Regions from separate parts of the Homo sapiens genome. Here region 1 is linked to region 2. A link is an interaction called in ENCODE POLR2A ChIA-PET data of the cell type or tissue named here. Cell type or tissue: GM12878. All regions are shown on one strand. Region 1 overlaps PIEZO2 (piezo type mechanosensitive ion channel component 2). Region 2 overlaps PIEZO2 (piezo type mechanosensitive ion channel component 2).

Region 1 (5,000 bases), 260 kb before region 2:
GTATACTTTACTTAATATTTTTCTTTGTGTCTAGAAGAGATCATACTATGCACAGTGTTTTGAAATTTGCTTTTTAAAAATCTTACTATATTTTAGACATGCTTCAATTCTAATGCACCCATCGACCTTAATCTTGTAATGGTCTTAACATGATTGTATAATGTTCCAATGAATGTATTTGTCATACTTTATTCAAGCAATCTCAGACCGTTTGATCATTTTCTCTTTAACATGCCACAATACTGATTTTAACACTTAGAGTTTGTTGCAAAGGTGATGCCAAATCCCACATGAGAAGATATGGTTACTATCAAATGTGATGTTAAGCGTCTCATGGAAAAGAATCCTGAACTATTATATAACGGAGTGGAGGCCCAAACTAAGCACGACAAAGCCATTACCCTCAGGTAGACTAGCAGAGGCGAAGACTTCCGCAGGCCGACCCACTCTGTAGGATCGATAGGAGCGCTGTAGAGCAGAGACTTGTTCAACTCATTAAAGGGGATGTTTGTTTGATTTTCATTTGGCTAAAAAGAAGAGAAAATGGAGTAAAAAAAAATAGCTCCACAGATTAGGAGAGCTCAGGTTATTTCTTCTTCAGCCTTGAGCAAAATGATAGTGGTAGGATGGGAGGGACAGGCCCATTTCAGGGGAGACCTCAGTATGAGACGAGGCTTAACACAGGCCCAGAGCACGACCAGCCAGGGAGAGGTGACTTACAAGCCAGGTCAGGCCAAATGTGCTTGGGGATGGGGGTTCCCCAAGTATCTGCCTTGCTTTGCTAAAGGGCAGTCAGGAATATTCCCCCATCACCGAGGCTCACCAAGGAACAGTTAACAGAGAAGTTCTCAGGCTTAATGGTTTGGAGCTGGTACAACATTTTGCAGACGATGATCACACACGTCCAGACTGTGCAGACACTTGAAGCCAGACGGCGCAGCTTGGCGTACGGCAGAGCAAAAGCCCAAGAAATCAAAAATACATAGTTGAACAGAGACACCTGAAAACGTAAAACCAGAAATGGGGACAAAAATACGTAACACGGCATAACAAACAGGACAGCCACAAAACAGGATGACTTGATTTACTCAGTTCGGCAAAAGCAGACTGGATTCCTAGCATGCGCAAGGAATTGCCCTAGGTGCTGGGGTACTAAAGTAGGTGAGTTATGGTCTCACCCCTCAAGGGCATTATGTCTTGTATGGCAGACAGACATATCATCAGGTGACATCAATATCATGTAGCACTGGCTAAGCTATCAATGTGGGCAGGCTCCTGTGAGAGCGCCCAGAAGGGTCCTTGGTCCAATGTGGAGGTCAGGAAGCACTTTCAAGAAGAGACAGTGCCTGAACTAAGCCAAGCCAAGAAAGATGAGAGGTGGATTCTTTAGGTAAAGGAGGCATGAATGAAGGCAGGAAAGCATGAGCTAGCATGGTGGGGACAGGCAACAACAAACGACTGGAAAGTTCAGAGTTGAAAGTGTGAAGTGCAACAGGAGGTGAGGCTGGAGATGCAGCTACAGCCAAGTTTTGATGGATCCTTTTTACACCATGCTATGGCACGGGAGCCCATTCTTCAGAAAACTGAGAGCTGTGGAAGGGCATTACACTGGGAATTTGGAGGTAAGATTTGCTTCCTATTGAGATAAATGTAACTGATGAATGGAGGGCCCATTGTGGGGACTGGACACGACTTTTGGGTGACCCACTCACGTGCCGCGGCAATAGCCCAGGGAAGATGGGGAGGAGGCGCGGATTCAACATGGGAGGCAAAATTAGCTGGACTTGATGACTGATTGGCTTGGTGGGCCGGTGGGTAAGACAGAAAGTTCAAGGAGTGATTCCCAGGTTTCCACTTGGGAGCCTGAGTGGATAACAGTGCCATTACTGAGACAGCAACGCTGATAGGGAAGCTGGTCAGAGCAGCAAGGTTATGAACTCAGCTTGAACCTGTTGACTTTGGGCTGCATGCGAGTTCGTTGATCAGGCCAGATGTTCCCACATTTCTAGCAATTCTTTATAGTTAATAGTCCATTGGACAGTATAGAAGGACCACCATCTTCTTCAGGCATGGGAAACGCTCATTTATTCTGCATATTTTTATGTTAAAGTAATATCCTAGAAATGTTTAATATTCTCAGGTAGAAATAATAGCATGCTCTCATTTGATACAACTAAACATGTACCAAGCATTGTGGGCTAAGCATTGTGGGCTCTAAAAGACATAGTTACCTACTTGGCTTATAAAACTATAAAAGAAGAGGCCGGGTGAGGTGGCTCACGCCTGTAATCCTAGCACTTTGGGAGGCCAAGGTGGGTGGATCACGAGGTCAGGAGTTCAAGACCGGCCCGGCCAAGATGGTGAAACCCCGTCTCTACTAAAAATACAAAAAATTAGCCGGGCGTGGTGGCAGGCTCCTGTAATCCCAGCTACAGTGGCCGAGATCGTGCCACTGCACTCCAGCCTGGGTGACAGAGTGACACTACGTCTCAAAAAAAAAAAAAAGTTTAAAAAATTATAAAAGAAGAAAATGTGGAGACTACATGACTGTATTTAATTCTGCTATTTGTTACCTGTTACTCTTCTGCTCAACTATTTGTCACTGTCCAATGCAAGGAAGCTCTCTGAGAATTAAGTGCTGAAATATTAAAGTAGGAAGAGATGCCTTATAGAATTAATTGAAGATGAAAGAAATACTGTACATGGAAAGGCCCTGCAAACCATAACTCACTCATAAACATGTTACCTTTTAACAAAACAGATAGATTAGCGAATTGACTCTTCCTCCATAGTCATCAACAAGTGTCTCGTCAATTTGGATATTAAAAAGCAAACCCTATTAAAGATGCTGTGAAATTAACTCAGTTATGTCTGTTATTATGTATCTAAGGCCTTTAGTAAAGACAGCACAATTAATTTATTCAGAACTTTTAATTTTCTGAGTGATGGAGAAAGGGAAGTAAAGGTGGTAACTTTCATTAAGTCTTAACTAGGTTCAAGGTGACACATCCCCTGAGGATTCCCTGCCCGCAGGAGGCATGTGGGAGGGACAGATGGAGGCACACAGGCACTTGGTGACAGCGTAAGGGGACTGAGACCTGACGAATAAACAGGAGTTAGACAGGCAGAAGAAATAGCAGGTCCAAGGTCCTTCCAGACTTGGGAGAGCATGGGCTGCCCATCCTTGGAGAAGCAAGTGATTCATTGTGAGAGAAGTGTGATCTGAAACCTGTCAGGGGACTTTAAAACCCATCCAGCGTCTTAGAGTGTCCAGGAATGGCAAAGGTGAAGTGGTGTGGGCTGGATCCCGGGGGTCTTATACCACGTTACGGTGAGGATGCCAGGCAGCTGCTGCAAGGTTTCAGGTAGAAGTCTCTCATGATCATATCTGCCCTGTGGGAAGACTATTCTGGCCGCATTGTGGAATACGTATTGCAAGGAGAAAGGATTGGGCAAAGCTGGGAATCTGTAAGAGTAATCTAAAGGGCAATGGAGGCAGAGGGAGTGAGTAGGACACCTGAAAGAGCTTTGGGGCCACTCAAGAAGTGGGGTCAGGCCCAGCTGTCAGGTGGAAACAGGGGCCTGGAGTTCAAAGAGAGTAGTGAGTTGACACAGATTTTGGGACTCGCAGCAAGTGCAGGAGTCCTGTGCTTGTGAGCTCGTGAGCTCACCCATGAGAGTCCAGAACAGAAACACGCTGTGGACAGAGACTGAGGAACATGCTGAGGAAGCTGGTGGGAAGGGCGGGATGAGTCCAGCAATGAGACAGGAAGGGCCTGATGAAACTGTGGGGAGGGGCCGGGAAGGTGAGCTGATGTCCAAAACAAGAGAAAGGAGAGCTTCAATGACAAGGAAAGGATCCCCTGTCCTCAGCATCCTAGAGAAGTCAAATCAGAGGAGGACTAAAGAGCCTCTGTGCGGTGAATATTTTTATTTTTATCATTTTACAAATAGAAAAACTGGGGCTCAGTGAATGAAGTATGATACTTCATTCCATACAAATATCAAGCCCAGTGCAAACCTCAGTGCGCCTTGCCCTCTCACAGTTCTGTTATCTAAAGAGATCATGATCTCATCATTTTCCTGATGGTAAGAATCTCGTGGAAGGAAAGAAGAAGAAAGAAGGAGGAACAGGAGGAGGAGGAGGGATAAGGAAGAAGAAGAGGAAGGAGAAAAGGGGAGAGAGAAGGGGAAGCAGAAAGGAGGGGAAGGGGAAGGAGAAGTAGGAGGAGAAGGAGGAGGAGGAGGACAATGACTATGACAAATACCTGGGCCACAACCAACACCTGATGAATTAGAATTTTAGGGAAATAGATGCTGGTCCACGTACATAACAACTGTCCAGGTGATTCTTACTATCAAGGATTTTGAGAAACAGTTTTATGCAATAGTGCTTTCCCAAAAAAGCCCTGTACACAGGTTGTCATCCTATCTGAATATAACCTTGTGGGGCCTGAGGGCCCTGCCTCAAGGGAAGGGGCCTCTGAGAACCAAAGCCTCCTGGGCCCTGCACTTACCCATCCCTGGCTTCCCTCTCCCAGAGAACCCCAGTTGCAACTATCACCTCCAGGCTGCAACCGCCTGCAAGAGATACTCCTCCCTGTGCAGCAAGTGCTCACTGTGGACACCTCTAGCACAGCAGTTATTATCACTTTTAGTTTTATTTGGCAGCCATTCCCATCAGGCTGTGAGCTCAGACAAGAAGTGTGTCTTTCAAGCTACTACACTAGCACCTAGCACCATGTACGCATTCACTTTATTGTGAGTCCTTAATAAAGGCTCAATGAATGCTTAGTGAGAGTGAAAATAATAACAATGATGAGACAGACAAGAAGGAGAAACCTCAGGTCTGCAAAAGTTTCCTTCCTTCCTTCCTCCCACCTTCCATTCCCTCCCCTCCCCTCCCCTCCCCTTCCCTCCCCTCCCCTTCCCTTCCTTCTCCAATTGGCCAGGCCCCCCAGGGAGGAGCTGAGGTGCTAACAGAAAGTGTGGCTCTTGCT
Region 2 (5,000 bases):
AACTTGCTTGCCCTGAGGTGGGTACTGCACAACTCTTGCTGAGTCAGTAGGTGTGGAAGAGGGAGTTCAGCTTAACTCCAGACTATAAGATCTGGGTTCCGCTGGGGGCAGCAGCAGCAAGCCCCAGGAATCACCTAATCCTCAGACTCAGCCTCCTGATCCTCAGGAGTCCCTTCTGAAGTCCCCTTTTCAGAGCTGCTCAGCACCATCACAAGTAGGAAGCGAAGATCATCCCTGAACTGGTAGTTCAGATCAGGAGCACGCATTGCTTTGCCGGTTTGCCAGGGCAGGCTGAACGGCGCCTTTACAAACATGCAATTGAGTTGCACCAGAGACCGCTGTCAATAGTCATGGTCAGCAAAGAAAAGAAGAGGTAGGTAGTTTGGAGTGGTTCTGGGTGCTTGTCTTCACATGTTTCACACATTATTTCTATTTTTATTAATATATTGAAATTGTAGTCGCATAGAGTCAGCTCCATAACCGAACAAGTACAAAGTGAGCCAGGGTAGAAACTCTGCTGGCCTCTCTGCCTCGCCCCCACCCTGCCTCAATCTCATCCACAGACACAAAGTTAGCCGTCTGCACCCTGACTGGTCCCTTCTGTGACTTCCCCGTTCCCGGAGTGGCTCCTCAGCACCACCTACACCCTCTTCTCATCCACGTCTCCACCACCTGTAACTCCTTGTCTTACACTTTCTAGGAAGCAATAAAAGAAAACGAAGCACCAGGTGCTGATGCCGATGCACTGTGCTCTTGCTGTTATTGGCCTATGCTCCGTATGGAAAGAGATACATATACTAAAGCATTGCACAGCCTTGCTGGGCTGCTCCCTCAGCCTGAATGCTCCCTCCACTGCCCTCTGTGAGGCTTATTCAGCCTTACCCTGAATTCCCAAGGGACCAAATGCTCAACTTGATTCCCTCAGCACCCTCTTCAAAACTGTATCACTTTTATCATGCATTATCGGTTAACAGATCTGTCACCCAATTAACCCATAAGTGGATTAGAACATGGACCAGATCACATTCATTTTTGTGTATTTAGCTCCTAGACAGGAAGAGGGAAAAAAGAGGCAAGAGTGTGGGACTGAACCACACAGGAAAAAGAGAAAAAGAAACAAATTAGCAATCTATCACATCACTTGAACTAATGGGAGCGCTCGTCTCCAAGCTCTGCACAGCACTTATGTGTATGAGACAAGACTCTGCCCAAAAGTATTTTATAAGCCAATTCATATGAAATGTCACAGAGCAGTCAATTCTAAACTGTGTAAGAATGAGTGTGTGCATAGCTACACTTATATGACAAACAGCGATTTGGACAAACTAAAGTAGGAGCCAGAATTCAAGGGGCTTGGGGATGGAATTTGAAGAGACCCCAGAATATGGGTAGAACCTGGAGAGAGGAAAGCAAACAGCATTTGTGGAAAAGGAACAGCATGAGCCGTGACCCCTGAGTTCTGAGCTCCAGTCAAGGTATAACCGGGCTCTGCTGGACCTGTGTGTGAATAAAGGAAGGACTGCGACTGTCAATTCACCAGTGAGGCAAGGCAGGAATTGCCTGGTCAGAGCAAAGGGGGCACGCTGAGGTGCGCTAGGAATAAGGTACAAGAGGTTAAAAAGAAAGCAATCAAATTGACAATGAAGCAGGAGATATAATCATTTAAAATTTAATTTTCAAGATGATATAGGTTTTGCATGAGAGTTATACCTAAAAGTCATCTGGAATAATCTTTAACTTCACAATTCATCTGTATGCTTCTGTTTGGTTTTAACTGTAGAAAATTTAATTTAAATAACTGTCTTAGGTAACTGGGTTGATGAACAAATGGGAGTTCGGTGGGGTTTAAGTTCCATTTGGGGTTGTCTTTCACAATTATGTTGTACAAATAAATGTAAAAATCATTAGCATTAACTGAAAATAGCCATTCACTCTAACTCCAGGATTCATAGTGATCTTGATCTATCATTTAGCGTTTCAGTTCAATACTGAAATTTCAGCTTATGACTTGGTAAGTGGTTTTTCCATTTGAGAGTTTCATGTTGTTTTGCTTTTAACAGCAAAGTAAGCTTAAAGAAACAATTGTTAAATATACTAGAAGAGCCTTCGTAGAGTACTCTTTGATAAATTCTTCAAACACTGTTTCTGAGAATGATCTCACAGAACAGGAAGACCTGCTATTATGATTAGTGCAGGGTAACCTGCCAAGTGTCCCTGTGGCTAGTCCAAGCACCGTCACAGAGGGACAAGCAGTAGCTGCTTCTGTTGCTAGATCTCAGTTCTCACTTTCTGATTTACATGGTGTGGCACCACGAGCTGCAAGTTCTACAAACTGTAACTTGGATTCTTCTTCCAGTACCAAATGCAAGTAAGGAAGCTAGGCTTTTCTGTACATCGCCTTCTTTCTTTTCTTTTCTTTTCTTCTTCTTCTTCTTTATTTTTTATTATTTTTTTTTATTTTTTGAGACAGAGTCACTTTGTTGCCCATGCTGGAGTGCAATGGCGTGATCTCGGCTCATTGCAACCTCTGCCTCCCAGGTTCAAGCAATTATCTTGCCTCAGCCTCCTGAGTAGCTGGAAGTACAGGCACGCACATCCACACCTGGGTAATTTTTGTATTTTTAGTAGAGACAGGGTTTCACCATGCTGGCCAGGCTGGTCCCGAACTCCTGACCTCAGATGATCCGCCAGCCTTGGACTCCCAAAGTGCTGGGATTACAGGTGTGAGCTACCGCACCCAGTCTATACGTGGCCATCTTATATGGTCATTGACACTGTCCTTCAGCTTTATCTGAACACCCCCATAACAATGTGTGACTAAGTGGAGTTGAGGACAGTAAAACTGTGCAGTATTAGGGATATATGTTTCCTTAGATAGATCCTCACATATTCTGGAAGGAGAAGAAAGTGAGAATCTGATCAGGTCTGAATAATACATGGCCAGCCAGCGTTGGCCATGGTGCTGTGCAGCTCATCAGGATTAGTCTTTCTTGTGCTTGGTACTCTATATAATACCTATTGACTCACTTCTTCAGCAAATATTCATCAATTGCCCTGTGCCAAAGAATACATTTGGTGTCATAGGAAACAGAGTTGAAAAAAAATTTAGATAAGATGGCATGGAACATTTTACCTTGCATCTAAACAACACCAGTTTTAAGCTGCACCGTCAGTTATTTAAATAGAAATTGAGGGGAACATCATGTTCGCTGTAAACATTTTGTTAACTCGTAATAGCAAAAAATTAATTGGGAATTACATTAACTTTTCACAATCACAGTTAAAATTTAGTGTAGGCCTTCTCCATATTCAATTTAAGAATGTATCTGAATTGTACTCACATGACATTCCCACTTGCCAGGTTCCCTGCCAACGCAAACACAACCTGTCCAAAAAGCAGCTCTGATTTTTCCTCCGTCACCCTTGCTCCAGACCCGGCTCCCCATTTCAACAAATGTCACCACCACTGTCCTGCTGCTAAAACTTGAAATAAAAGACTTTTCCTTAATTTCTCCCAGTGCCTCCCTACCACATTCCATATCAAATTCATCCGTAAGTTTTGTTGGGTTTTTCACCAAATTAGATGTTTGAAGTGTGCCCTTTTCTCTATCTCTGTATCTCTATGCTGATACTAGCTCCAACCCACTTCTGCAGACCCCTTAGGCGGCTCCCTCCTGCTACTCAGGCTCAGATGGATCTTTCAAACAAGCAAATTAGGCCATTCTATTCTCCTACTTAAAGTCTCTTAATGGTTCTCCACTCTACTTAGAGTAAAGGCTAAACCCTTTCACTATTTACAACTTCAGTGCTTCTCAGCCTCTGTCTGCTGGGGTAGTTCTTTCTTCCTTCATTCCTCCCCAGGCCAACGTTTTTTGTGTCTCAGGGCCTTTGCACTTACCATCCTCTCTGCCTTGAGGACCCCTCTCCCTCCCTGCCTCTGACTTCTTCATGTGGCTGCTCTTCCCTTTTCAGACAGGTCTTGTTGACCCCCTAGAAGGTGGACCCTTCCACCACTTGTTCCCTATACAGCCCCCTTAATTGTCTTCACAGCAGCTAACCCAACCAGTAATTCCACCATGGCCATGTTCCTTTTTTATCTTCTGCGTTCCCCACTGAACTGCAAGCTCTATGATTTGATCTGAACAACCTTCATCAGGTTGGAAATATTTTTTATCTCTTCTGAAAAATTAGGTAACTTTTACTCCCTTTAAGTAATATAAGAAGGCAGTACTCTGCATATACATCTTTTAATTTTAATGCTTCTCATACTATGATCTTTCTAAAGAATTTTAAAAGACAAGCTACCATCCTCATTCCAGCCACAAAGCCAACCCCTTATAGTGCTACTAATGGTAATAAACACAACTAAGGTGTCAAGTGTTTGAATAAACACTCGCTACTTATGGTCACATTCACAGGTGTGATGAAAATGACAACTATAGTGAAATTTATTCCTCAATTATAAGATGTTTTGTAATTTAAAAAATGCCAAAGTGAAGGTGTGGAATATCTGATAATCAAGAAAAGAGAGTATTGCTTTTTATTATTCTCTATAAAACCAAAGTTTGGAGACCATGTTTCATTAGTTATCTGTAAGGGTCCCTAGTACTCCCTAAGCCCACCCCCATCACTTAGTGATGAGAAAACTGAGGCCCAAAGGAGTGACTTGCCCAAGGTCAGACAACCTTGTAGTGGTTACGGGAAGGAGTGATTAGAAAGCTCTGGCATTTATTCACCATGATGTTGCTGTCAAGTTTTACTCTGTCCTCATTTCTGAAAGCCAAAACAATGTCAGCTTGGCTCGTGCTCCAGCGAAGAGTTAGAAACGCTGGTCCCTCGAGATATATGACAAGGACCCCAGGCCTCCATAGGGGACGGTGCTGCCCACTCTTAAGATTCCTGGCAAGACGTAGTCCAGGGCCAGGAGCATCCAAAAGAACTCACTCATTGAGACGGCAAAGTGCATCTATAAAAACAAGCACCTAGACAAAAAGCAAAGT

The links. ChIA-PET counts read pairs that join two places held together with the same protein. Peaks named below come from ENCODE experiments on the same cell type or tissue, not always from the same donor. Only the 100,000 strongest peaks of a DNase experiment are listed, where the experiment ranks them.
Region 1: POLR2A ChIA-PET joins it to region 2 with 5 read pairs; 2 of 35 experiments call an interaction of 5 or more read pairs at or near these places.

The regions. Positions count from the first base shown.
Region 1 is chr18:10,762,099-10,767,098 of GRCh38, forward strand. It overlaps PIEZO2 (piezo type mechanosensitive ion channel component 2), which reads right to left. Exons shown (of 56, transcript NM_001378183.1): 22 at 824-1,000; 23 at 402-527. Among named protein-coding and RNA genes, the nearest start is that of MIR6788, 5.0 kb to the left of the region's middle. In GM12878, no CTCF peak of the experiment used is centred here; no DNase peak of the experiment used is centred here.
Region 2 is chr18:11,025,818-11,030,817 of GRCh38, forward strand. All of the region lies in intron 2 of PIEZO2 (piezo type mechanosensitive ion channel component 2), which reads right to left. Among named protein-coding and RNA genes, the nearest start is that of PIEZO2, 120 kb to the right of the region's middle. In GM12878, no CTCF peak of the experiment used is centred here; a DNase peak (open chromatin) is centred at 2,224; H3K27ac peaks cover 3,387 bases.